Linked DNA regions of Homo sapiens: region 1 is linked to region 2. A link is an interaction called in ENCODE POLR2A ChIA-PET data of the cell type or tissue named here. Cell type or tissue: MCF 10A. All regions are shown on one strand. Each heading gives the region's core, and the rest is flanking DNA. Links, peaks and the distances in the headings are about the cores only.

Region 1 (5,377 bases), core at 378-5,377, 93 kb before region 2:
GCTTAAACAAATACTGTCTTTCTTAGGAGTTGTCTTTACTTTGAAGGCACTTAGACCCTTGGGAGGCTCTGCTATTCTGCAGCATGGCAGGTGCCCACATACCTGGATGGCTGCCTTCTATTATTATTCCCTTGATACTGGGTTCTTTGCACATGTATACACTTTGGGTTCTATTTGCTACCCTTTTTTTTAAACTTGACTAAAACAGTGAGTAATTGGGAAGTTCTGAATTTCTATTTGGAAAACAAATTGATGAGATCAGAAAAATCCAAGTAATCCTAAATTTACAGAAGCCAGATTACTAAAACGCAAGGACATTTTTTTGTAATGTAGAAAAGTTATGTTTCACAGAGGTTTTTGCAATGCCCTGACTCTGGATCGCAGCCCTCCCTCGATTCTGGGTATTACATCATTTCATTTCAGCTAATGTAAACACTCATCACCCTGCACGTTGCAGGATTTTTCACTGTGATTTGAGATTGGGCTTCATTCAGTGGGTCGTGGTGATTAATGGTTTCAGAAGGAAGTGCAGCAGGAAGAGACTTTGCAGGAATGGAAGAGGTGAGGCAGCTCCACGTGAGATTCTGCAAAGGGATTAAGATTTGGCACCAGGCTTGGTTTCTGTGCAGCCTCTTAGGCAGAGAGCCCCAGGAGAGGGAAGCAGGCTGTCAGCTGTGGCTTTGCACGCTCTCAGCTGTCTTGAAGGTTGGTTGGCTCTTCCCGCTCTCTGAGGTACCCAATTTTACCTTGTTAAAGGATGGATGTGGATGCTGGAGGCTTAAAGAAGACCAGGTAAGGGTTCTTGTTGTCTAAGAAATCCCCCAGTGTTCTTAATGCATGGAATCCTGGGGACTGTTTCTTTACTAGCACCATTGTGCAGTGTTAGCCAAAATACAATTCCTCTGAGACATTTTACAAAGAAGATCAGAGAAGTTTCTTTCCTTGTTAAGAAAGTTTCTAAAATGTTTTAACCTAAAATGTTTAACTATAGAGATACAAATTATTTTTCTTGCTGTGCAATTCAGCTTTGAGATTTTTTTTGCATGTTAATCTACAAGATCTCGATAGGTATCCTGAGAGTTTATTAGATGTTTGTTTTCATTCCTTTTGCAATGGCCTATGGTATATTATGTATCAACATTTAATGTGATGAAAACGTCTCACTTATATTCTTCAGGATACTCGCTTTTGAATAAATTGCTCTTCTTTTTGCAGATTTGGTTTGTTGCTTTCTTTTTTACCTTTTGGCTTTTGTGATTATAATACTAGTAAGGAATATCCTGAAGTAGTTATAGTTTTTTTTCTAAGAGGAAAAAACTATACTCAGGAGTTAAATGCAAACATTTGATAGCATCCCTGATTAAAATGAGCTACATGTTTTTTGGTGTTTCAAATATGCTTTTTAAAAAATTTTCAGTGTAAATGTCCATAGTTTTGGGAAAGGTAATGCAGTTTATCTGAGTGGTCATTTACTTATAAACATTAAAAGGATATTAGACCTTTGATAAGATTAGCTGAAGAAGAGGTCATTGAAAGGAGTAGTTTTCTGCTCACCACCAACTCATTTCCAAATTCTGTTGCTTTTCTTAAAAAAAAAAAGGAGTTAAAAATAACCCAGAATAAAACTTGAAAACTGTTTTGTTTCTCTGTATTTGGCTAACTTCATCCCAAAGTACTGTGTTTAAGGAATTCAAGCTATGAAGACTACTCTTGAAATGGCTCACATAATTCTATCTGCGAATTTCCATAATCCTTTTCAAGAGCATATGATGTTTTATGAGTGTTAGGGTTAAAAATTTCAATTAAGTGTTCATTCCTTCTACAACCCTGAGAGATGGATAACAACCCTCAGAAAAATAACATGAGAAATTGTGTCCGTGTCCTGACGCAGGCTCATTTTTCCTGTCCAAAGTTGTGTGGAAAGGGGGCATTTGGCATCTCTCCTTCCTTATGGAAGGTGCGGGGTGTCTTGGTAGAAGTGAATGTCTGTGGTCTTTGTGGTAGATGGATAGATGCAGGGACTCCTGATCACTTTAATTTATTGGAAATCAAATGTTTTCATTAGATGTAGGGGACTGTGACTCTCCAGCTTTGGTTGAGTGGGACGAGGTCTATGCACTCAGTGGTTCTTCTTGTTTTTGTTCGGTGAGCCCTTTCAGCCTATGTCGTCCTGTTTTTCTTTTTGGAAACAGACTGGCAGCAGTCTCTTGCGTTTTGTGTTACTTTAATCTAGCATTTTAACCATTGTATTTTCTTTTAGTGGGATGGCTAATAGTAAGGTTGGCTTGAGCCTCAATTTGAGAAGGTGTGAGAATAGCTGTAATCTTTAGGAAAAGAAAATCATTCCAAGAGTTAAAACATGCAGACTCTTAATTGTGCTGTGTCCATTCTATTTTAGAGGAATCTAGACAAGCTATTGTTACAAATGCTTTTCCTCAAATGTTTTCAGAAGACCAAAAAATATATATATAATTTTTTGTCAGTGTATTACATTATCCTCATTCTGTCTTTTTTCTCCTTATCTGTCATTTTGGAGAGAGGGAAAATTGTTCAGGTAAACAATTGAGGAACAATTGCCAGAAACATCTGGGAACAGTCGCCATGGATTATCTTTTCCTTCTTAATGTGATCTTGATGAAGGTTTTACTTGTTTGGTCTTTTTATTTCTATTAAAATGGTAAGACATGTGCATGGTTGAAAAAAATTCAAACAGTACAAAAAGGGTAAACAATGAAAAGCCTCCTCCATGGCATCTTAACACTCAGTTCTTCCCTCAGCAGTAAACAATGCTTTAGATCTGTGCTTTTCAAACTTTCGTATGCCTAAGCAACACCTGCAGAGTTGGTTACAACACAGCTTCTGAGGCTCTTTGGGGTGTGAGGAGTAGATTGAGAGGGGAGAGAAAGATAACTATAGTTCATTATATAACTATAGTCTACAGTACCTAAGAGACAGGTGGAATTTGAGGATTCTAGTGACAGCAGGAGACAGGGGTATAAAGAAAAAAAGACTGTTGAGTTTCTTAGGAATTGAAAATGCTCTTGAGATAGTTGGCAATGAAGAGTAAGAAGCCAGGGTCATGAAACAGAGTATTAGAGTAGTGAAGAAATCCAAGGAGCTTCAGCATAAAAATGCCATCAGGAGAGGCCCAGTGGGTGGAAATAGGGAAATAGTCAATAGTTAATGGAAAATATAGCAATAGAAGGGGGTTATGGGCCACCTGACAAGGATAATGAGATTGAGCTGGAAACTGGAATAGGACTGGCCAAGCTAAAAAAAAATCAGGCCAATTAGCAATAATGAGAGTGTTTATTCACTTGTAGATTGGCAAAATACCTCCCTGGAATGAACTAGGACAAATGATCATTTCCTGTGCTAATGATTTTATAGCAGAAAAGAAAAAGAAATACCATAGAAGGTACAGGGAGGTGTCTGTGTGTGAGCCACTGTAATTTAATAACCCTAAGAAATGTAAGATTAACGGTCTGATGCAAGGAACGGAAAACCAAGATAATGTATACCTGACGAGAATTTTAAAAGCATGAATAGTAATTATGAAAAATAGTCAATAAACCTCAAGAATCTTGTCAATGAATTTTTTTTAAAAAAGGTTAACTGCCAAACACCTTTTCAGAAACACAAAATATGACAGGATTCAAAAAATCATTTTGAGAGGCACGGGTGAGAAGAACTAGGTTTTTTTCCCTACCCCACCTTCTTTGTCCAATAAAGTAAGAAGAAACAACCGACGCTAAACACTTTCTTTGTGGCAGGTATTGTGTGAAATCCTTTATGTTCCTTAATTTATTTTGCCCTTATAGCTCTGGAGGTTGGGATCATAATTATTATTTACAGATACAGTGCAAAGAGAATTGCTCAAGGAAGAGCATATTCCTTCATAAGGAAGGGACATCTTTGAAAAAATAGGAAGTTCAGTTGGAAAACCAGAGAAACCCACCTAGAAAGCCCAGTAAAAAAGTTCACATAATTTAAGGAGCATTCTATAAGAAACTGACATTAAAGCAAAAATAAGAGAGACTTTTATAGGAATCGAAGTGAAGGAGCAAGGCAAAGATAAGGAAGAGACTTCAATAAGGAAGAGACATCTTTGAAAAAAATAGGAAGTTCAGTTGGAAAACCAGAGAAACCCACCTAGAAAGCCCAGTAAAAAGGTTCACACATAATTTAAGGAGCATTCTATAAGAAACTGACATTAAAGCAAAAATAAGAGAGACTTTTATAGGAATCAAAGTGAAGGAACCAGGCAAAGATCCAGCAGAACCTTTGCAGATGCTCAGAATACTCCTTGGGCGATAGAAAAGGGAGCCAGCAGACACAATAAATTATTTGCCTTGGTCTTTTCAGAAAAATATATCAAAATCATCTTTAGAAGCAGAGGTACTAGATCAAAAAGTAGTAAATGAACAGAATGTTCTAGACTGAGTTGACAAACTGGATATGGATAAATCACAGGGACAGGTTGGCCTTCATCCAAGAGTTCTAAAGGAATTCAAGGGTGAAATCATGGAGCTGTTGTTAAAAGCAACTCATTTTTACTTTTGAAAGTCTAGCAGCCCCCTAAACCTTGGTTGCCTGGTAAAATTGCCCAGCTCCATCTCCCTGCAGTACATTATTTAAACATAAATTATAATCTGTATGTAAAATGTAAAATATAATAAATCAAATAATGTTTTCAATAACTGTGATTTTGAATTCCCAAACCATGTCATGTCACTGTTTTGAAAGTCTTTGTGAACGTTTCATTCTTGAAATTGCTGAGAATTACCAGCCCCTTACAATCATGTAAAATAAGCTTATCATAATTCATGTGAACTCAGTAGCAAAAGCACAAAGAAACAAATAGGCAGTGACTCAGTTGCAAGAAAGTATTCATCATACAATGTTACTTCACTAAAGGGGGAAAAGAATCCTGCAGCCTCAGAAACAGACAGTCAGTGTCCATTAATTAAATAAATGCCATGTGAAGGATTTGAAAACTAATCAGCTTTTGAGTTCCTAGCTGCACAGTCCCACTGCCCAATTTGCCTGGTGGTCTGGCCCTGCTCCCATTTATCTCAGGCCTTCTTCCATTTCTTATGGTCTTGACTCTGCCTAGGTCTGCAGCCCAGGTGCTCTGTTCTCTGCTTTACTGCAGGTGGCCCTAGTTTTCTATCACTCATGACCTGCACTCTGTGTCGCAGAGTAGAATAGTGATGGTGGTCTGGGAAGACAGGATTTGTGCTGGGTAAGACAGAGAGCCAAGTACAGGGTTTGTCAGGGTCAAAAGCTAGCAGTAAACCAGAGATGTGGAGTGGAGATGAAGGTCATTCAGTCATTTAATCGGTATTTCTTTTTTTTTTTTTTTTTTTTTTTTTGA
Region 2 (5,384 bases), core at 84-5,083:
TGAGACCCTTTCTCTAAAATTTAAAATAACAAAAAGGAAAAAACATAACTTCACGAGATAACGCTGATGCTACCAACACACCAATAGTTGAGAATCACTGCTCTAGAACATCAGTCACAGCAGTACTCAAAGAGAACAAAGCTGTATCCCAAAGCAAATAGGAGGAAAATGTCTTCCTTCCTTTTCTTTCTGTTTTTTTTTTTTTTCATTTTTTGCTCATAGTACTGCCATGGAGGACTTCATTTTGAAACAGGAGGAAAATGGTTTCTATCTTTGGGGTCATCCATTAGTGCAGATACTTGAGAATTGTTCCACGTACATTTAAATAAATGTAATGGGTTGTTTTCCCTGCCTTCATTTCTTTTTTATTTTATTTTATTTTTTGAGACAGAGTCTGACTGTCACCCAGGCTGGAGTGCAATGGTATGATCTCGGCTCACTACAACCTCCGCCTCCCAGGTTCAAGCAATTCTCGTGCCTCAGCCTCCCGAGTAGCTGGATCACAGATGTGCACCACCACCCTTGGATAATTTTTTTTTTTTTTTTTAGTAGAGATGGGGTTTCACCATGTTGGCCAGGCTGGCCTCAAACTCCTGGCCTTAAGCAATCCACCTGCCTTGGCCTCCCAAAGTGCTGGGATTATAAGCCTGAGCTACCATGCCTGGCCCCATCTTCATTTCTTTTCTTTCTTCTTTCCTTCATTCCTTCCTTTTCTTCTTTCCTTTCTTTCTGTATTTTTTTCATTGTTTGCTCATAGTACTACAAAATGGAGGATGTGATTTTGAAACCTTTAATATTTAGACTATTTTATTACTATAATAGGCTATCTTAATTCTTAGTTCTCCTTCTTAAAGCTCACATTGTGTCTCTAGAATTTAACTGGCCCAGAAAGTTAACTGTCAAAGCCATTGACTTATTGGAGACATGTTTAATTCTGTTTTAAAGCAGGTATCAGTTAACACCTCTGTCCTGAGACTGGTAGAAACAATAATGGATCCGGTGGAAATCAGCAAATAGATGAATAGGAATTTTGACCTATGTGAGCAGTGTTATTACTATTAAAAATAATAAACATGACCCAGAGAAGCACTGCAGCAGTTCCTCAAGGCCTTTGCCATCAGATCACTTAAATGACTCTGAACACTGTGGGAAAGATCAGGTCAGCTTTGGTCAGAGATTAGGATTTTGAGCCTCTTTTCAGGACGGCATTAGCTGACCCTATTAGGATGTTTAATTCTGCTCTTTGAAAAACCACTTTTAGAGATTTTTACTGCACATGTGAGAGCCAAGGAGGAATGTATTTATGCTTTACTGAGGATCTGCATTTGCCCAAAAGATTTAAACATTCATAAATCCAACTGCCTTCTCAATGCCTCACCTTGGCTTTTTTTGTTCAACAAGATTTCAGTACCAACTTTTGTACTAAATGCTGTTTTGTGCATGGGGAATATGGCACAGAACAACACAGACAAAGCTCCTGCCCCACTGAGCTTACATTCTAGTCATGTCTAAAAGACATCTCAAATATGGCCAAAATAGAATTAACTTCTCCCTCCACACCATTCACATACCATCCAGGACCTTCCCCCCTCACCCAGTGCTGCTGCCCTCCCCATCTCACTTAGCAGCTTCAGTGTCAACTGAAGTGTTCAGGCCATCAACCAGAGTTTGATTGATTTACTCTTTCCTCAAACCCTGACATCTAAACTGTACTAGGCTATTCTTGCATTGCTATAGAGAGATACCTGAGGCTGGGTAATGTATGAAGAAAAGAGGTTTAATTGGCTCATGCTTCTACAGGCTTTACAGGAAATGTGGTGCTGGCATCCACTTCTGGTGAGGCCTCGGAGCTTTTACTCATGGCGGGAGGTGAAACAGGAGGAGGCACGTCATGGGGCAAGAATGAGAGCAAGAGAGAGAAAAGGGGGATGTCCCAGACTCTTAAAACAACCAGATCTTGAGTGAACTAAATGAGTGAGAACTTACTCATCACCAAGGGGATGGCACTAAGCTATTCATAAGGGATCCACCCCATGATCCAGCACCTCCCACGAGGCCCCAACATTGGGGATCACATTTCAACATGAGATTTGAACAGGGCAAACATCCAAACCATAGCATAAACTATCAGCAAGTTTCATTTGCATTACTTGCAAAATACCCCCTGAATTGGCCTATTCCTTAGTATTTCATCTGCTAAGCTAGGTTGAAACCAGCCATCATTGCACTTATCTCCAGCACTGCTTTCATGCTGACAAATGCTATAATCCATTCTCCACCCAACAATCGGGGTGATCATTTATAAGCATAAAGGTAACTCCCCTGCTAAGTGTCCCTTCAACGGCCCCCCTTTGCGTTTGAAATAAAATCCAAGATAACAAGACCCTGCATGGTTTTGCTCCTGCCTACTTCTCCAACTTAACTTTATTTATTTATTTATTTAGAAATGGAGTTTTGCCCTTGTTGCCCAGGCTGGAGTGCAATGGCACGACGGTCAGCTCACTGCAACCTCCACCTCCTGGGTTGAAGTGATTGTCCTGCCTCAGCCTCTCTAGTCGCTGGGATTACAGGCACCTGCCACCATGCCCAGCTAATTTTTGTATTTTTCGTAGAGACAGGCTTTCACTATGTTGGCCAGGCTGGTTTTGAACTCCTGTCCTTAGGTGATCTGCCTGCCTCAGCCTCCCAAAGTGCTGGGATTATAGGCACGAGCCACCACGCCCGGCCCTCCAACCTAACTTTATACACTCACCCCTCTCTCTGGCTCTGTTTTAGCCACACAACCTTTCATTCTGTTCCCTGGACATGCCAAGTTAGTTTTCTGTACATAGCCTCTGCAGTTGTTGTTGCCTCTGCAAAAGACCTTCTTTCTCAGACCATATCACAGCTACTGCCTTCCCTTGGTCATGTCTTAGCTCAAGAGCCAGGGAACTTGACTTGCTTATTTTTTTTTTTCTATCTCCTTAGGCTAGAAACTTTTCTAACTTGTTCATTGCTATATCTCTGGTTTTTATGCATGGTACCATCTATATAGTAGATGTGTAATAGTATTTTATGAATAATGCTAATTAGTGTAAATAATTATCCTATTAGGTACTGTTAGAAATACAAAGAAAAGCAAGACATGGGTCATTTTGTTCGAGGAATTTACAATCTAGTTCAAGGCATACAAGACATAAAATAATGAATAAATATACACAAAAGGGGATAAAGCAATGCCAGGCATGAACTATTGTGTAAGAGATCATGGTTAGAGAAGTGCCATGAGTTAGTAGAAAGAGGAAAGAGTATAATTCCATCATTAAGTTTGGGCATACGGCCACAGTGGCTCACGCCTGTAATAACCAGCATTTTAAGAGGCTGAGGTGGATCACCTGAGATCAGGAGTTTGAGACCACCCTGGCTAATAGGGTGAAACCCTGTCTCTACTAAAAGTACAAAAAATTAGCCAGGCATGGTAGTGTGTGCCTGTAATCCCAGCTACTTGGGAGTCTGAGGCAGGAGAATCACTTGAACCCAGGAGGCAGAGGTTGCAGTGAGCTGAGTTTGTGCCACTGCACTCTAGCCTGGGCCACAAGAGTGAAACTCCACCTAAAAAGAAAAAAAAATGTCTGGGCATGAACATGGGGTTCTGCCACTTACTGTGGGACCCTGGGCAAGTGAGTGATTTAAAAAACAGAATTTAGCTTCATATTTCTCATCTATGAAGTGGGATAATTTAATTAATTTCACATGGTTATGGGGACACTTAAACAAGATAACATATATAAAATCAAGTACAGGATAGGTTCTCAATAAATGGTAACTAGTGTGATTTGTGCAGAATGAGAGATAAAGACTGTGCATGCCATGAGATTTGAAGAGGGAGATCACACAGGCACATCTCCATTGAGGATGACCAAAGGCTTCAGAGCTTTGGAGATTGGGAAGGCTTTTGTCAGGCACAGCTCTGAACTTTCACACTGATGAAGTTTTGGAGGTAATGTGGACTCATGTCATTCACCAAATGTAAGAATCCCTTCCTTGCAGCTTCTTGCCCAGCTTTTGCTAAAAACTTTTGAAGACGGACTTCGCTCCATTTCAACAAACTCATTGTGAGGATGCGGCTCGATTTGTTTTAACAGTCTTCCTTAAAACAGGCGGAATTCTTTCTCCTTACAAATTCCACTTGTCAGTCCCCAGGAGGAATAGTAAAAATTATATCTTCCTTTGGTTTGGTTCTCTTGAGGCTGGACATTCCCCATATCTTCAGAACTTACGTCATCTGGCAAAAGGTAAAAATGGGGCTTCCTCATCTGTTCTGAACAGTGAGTCTCTTCCTTCTCTCAATTGGGTAATTCTCCGCTCTTAATTCCTGCTAAATTAATTGCTTTTCTCTATTAGCTCTAATTATTAGCCTGGTTGATGATCAACTAAAACTGCTAGACTTTTATCATATAAACAGCCATCAAGCTCATCATTTCTCTGCATAGGTTGTTTCATTTATTATTTTCTCACATGGGCATAGTATTTTATATTTAAGTCTACTACATTTTAATTTTGGGGCATTCAGGCCTATCAAAATAATTTTGAATCTTAATTCAGCTCTGTATTGAATTAACTAACACTCTAGATTTTTTCATATTCAGATTTGATAAATATGTGCCATGTATATTTGTTCAAATTGTTGGTAAAAATGTCAAATCTAATAGGAATTAATAGAAAGCCTTATGGCATGTCACTAGAGACTATTCATCGGGTTGGCCTAACAGAACATTTTTTCAACTGGATGTGAATCTCCTTAACTCTACAATCATCCAACAAATGTTTCTCCATTTTGTGTCTCCTCTGTGAAACCTCTTCCTAAAACCAAGATACATAATTGATATGCAAGTCAAATTATCTTATCAAAAGGGAAAAAAACTTAATTTGACAATTAGCTACTTGAGGACATCTAATTTCTCTCGCATTCGTTGATATGATGATAATGATGGAGAGAGTGATGATGAAGCTGCTGTGAATCCTGTGCCTTGCACTGGGCACTGAGCCAAACACTTTACAACCCTAATCTCATTTAGCTTTTACACAACCCTGAAAGGTGGGAGCCATGGCTTTATTTTACAAATAACAAAACTGAGAGAGAGGCTACAGATAAATTAAGACATGGGGCTAAAAAAATGATAATAATTAATAAGTAATGAAAGGCTACAGAATTTGCCCAATATCACATAGGTTGAAAGTGGCTAAGCCAAGATGAAACATATATGTGTGTGTGTGTGTGTGTGTGTGTGTGTGTGTGTGCGTGCACACACATTACTGCATCTAGTTGCAATATAAATACTTGTAATAGGAAATATCATGAATAAAGAAACATGGGCATTAAATTCTGGTTTGTTGGAAGGGAG

What was found. Peaks named below come from ENCODE experiments on the same cell type or tissue, not always from the same donor. Only the 100,000 strongest peaks of a DNase experiment are listed, where the experiment ranks them.
Region 1: POLR2A ChIA-PET joins it to region 2 with 6 read pairs; 2 of 35 experiments call an interaction of 5 or more read pairs at or near these places.

The regions. Positions count from the first base shown.
Region 1 is chr10:94,088,585-94,093,961 of GRCh38, forward strand. All of the region lies in intron 2 of PLCE1 (phospholipase C epsilon 1), which reads left to right. All of the region lies in intron 6 of PLCE1-AS2 (PLCE1 antisense RNA 2), which reads right to left. Among named protein-coding and RNA genes, the nearest start is that of PLCE1-AS2, 18 kb to the right of the region's middle. In MCF 10A, for the core only: no CTCF peak of the experiment used is centred there; no DNase peak of the experiment used is centred there.
Region 2 is chr10:94,181,903-94,187,286 of GRCh38, forward strand. The region is part of intron 4 of PLCE1 (phospholipase C epsilon 1); the gene reads left to right. Among named protein-coding and RNA genes, the nearest start is that of PLCE1-AS2, 76 kb to the left of the region's middle. RefSeq lists an enhancer at 1,757-1,826. In MCF 10A, for the core only: no CTCF peak of the experiment used is centred there; a DNase peak (open chromatin) is centred at 1,979.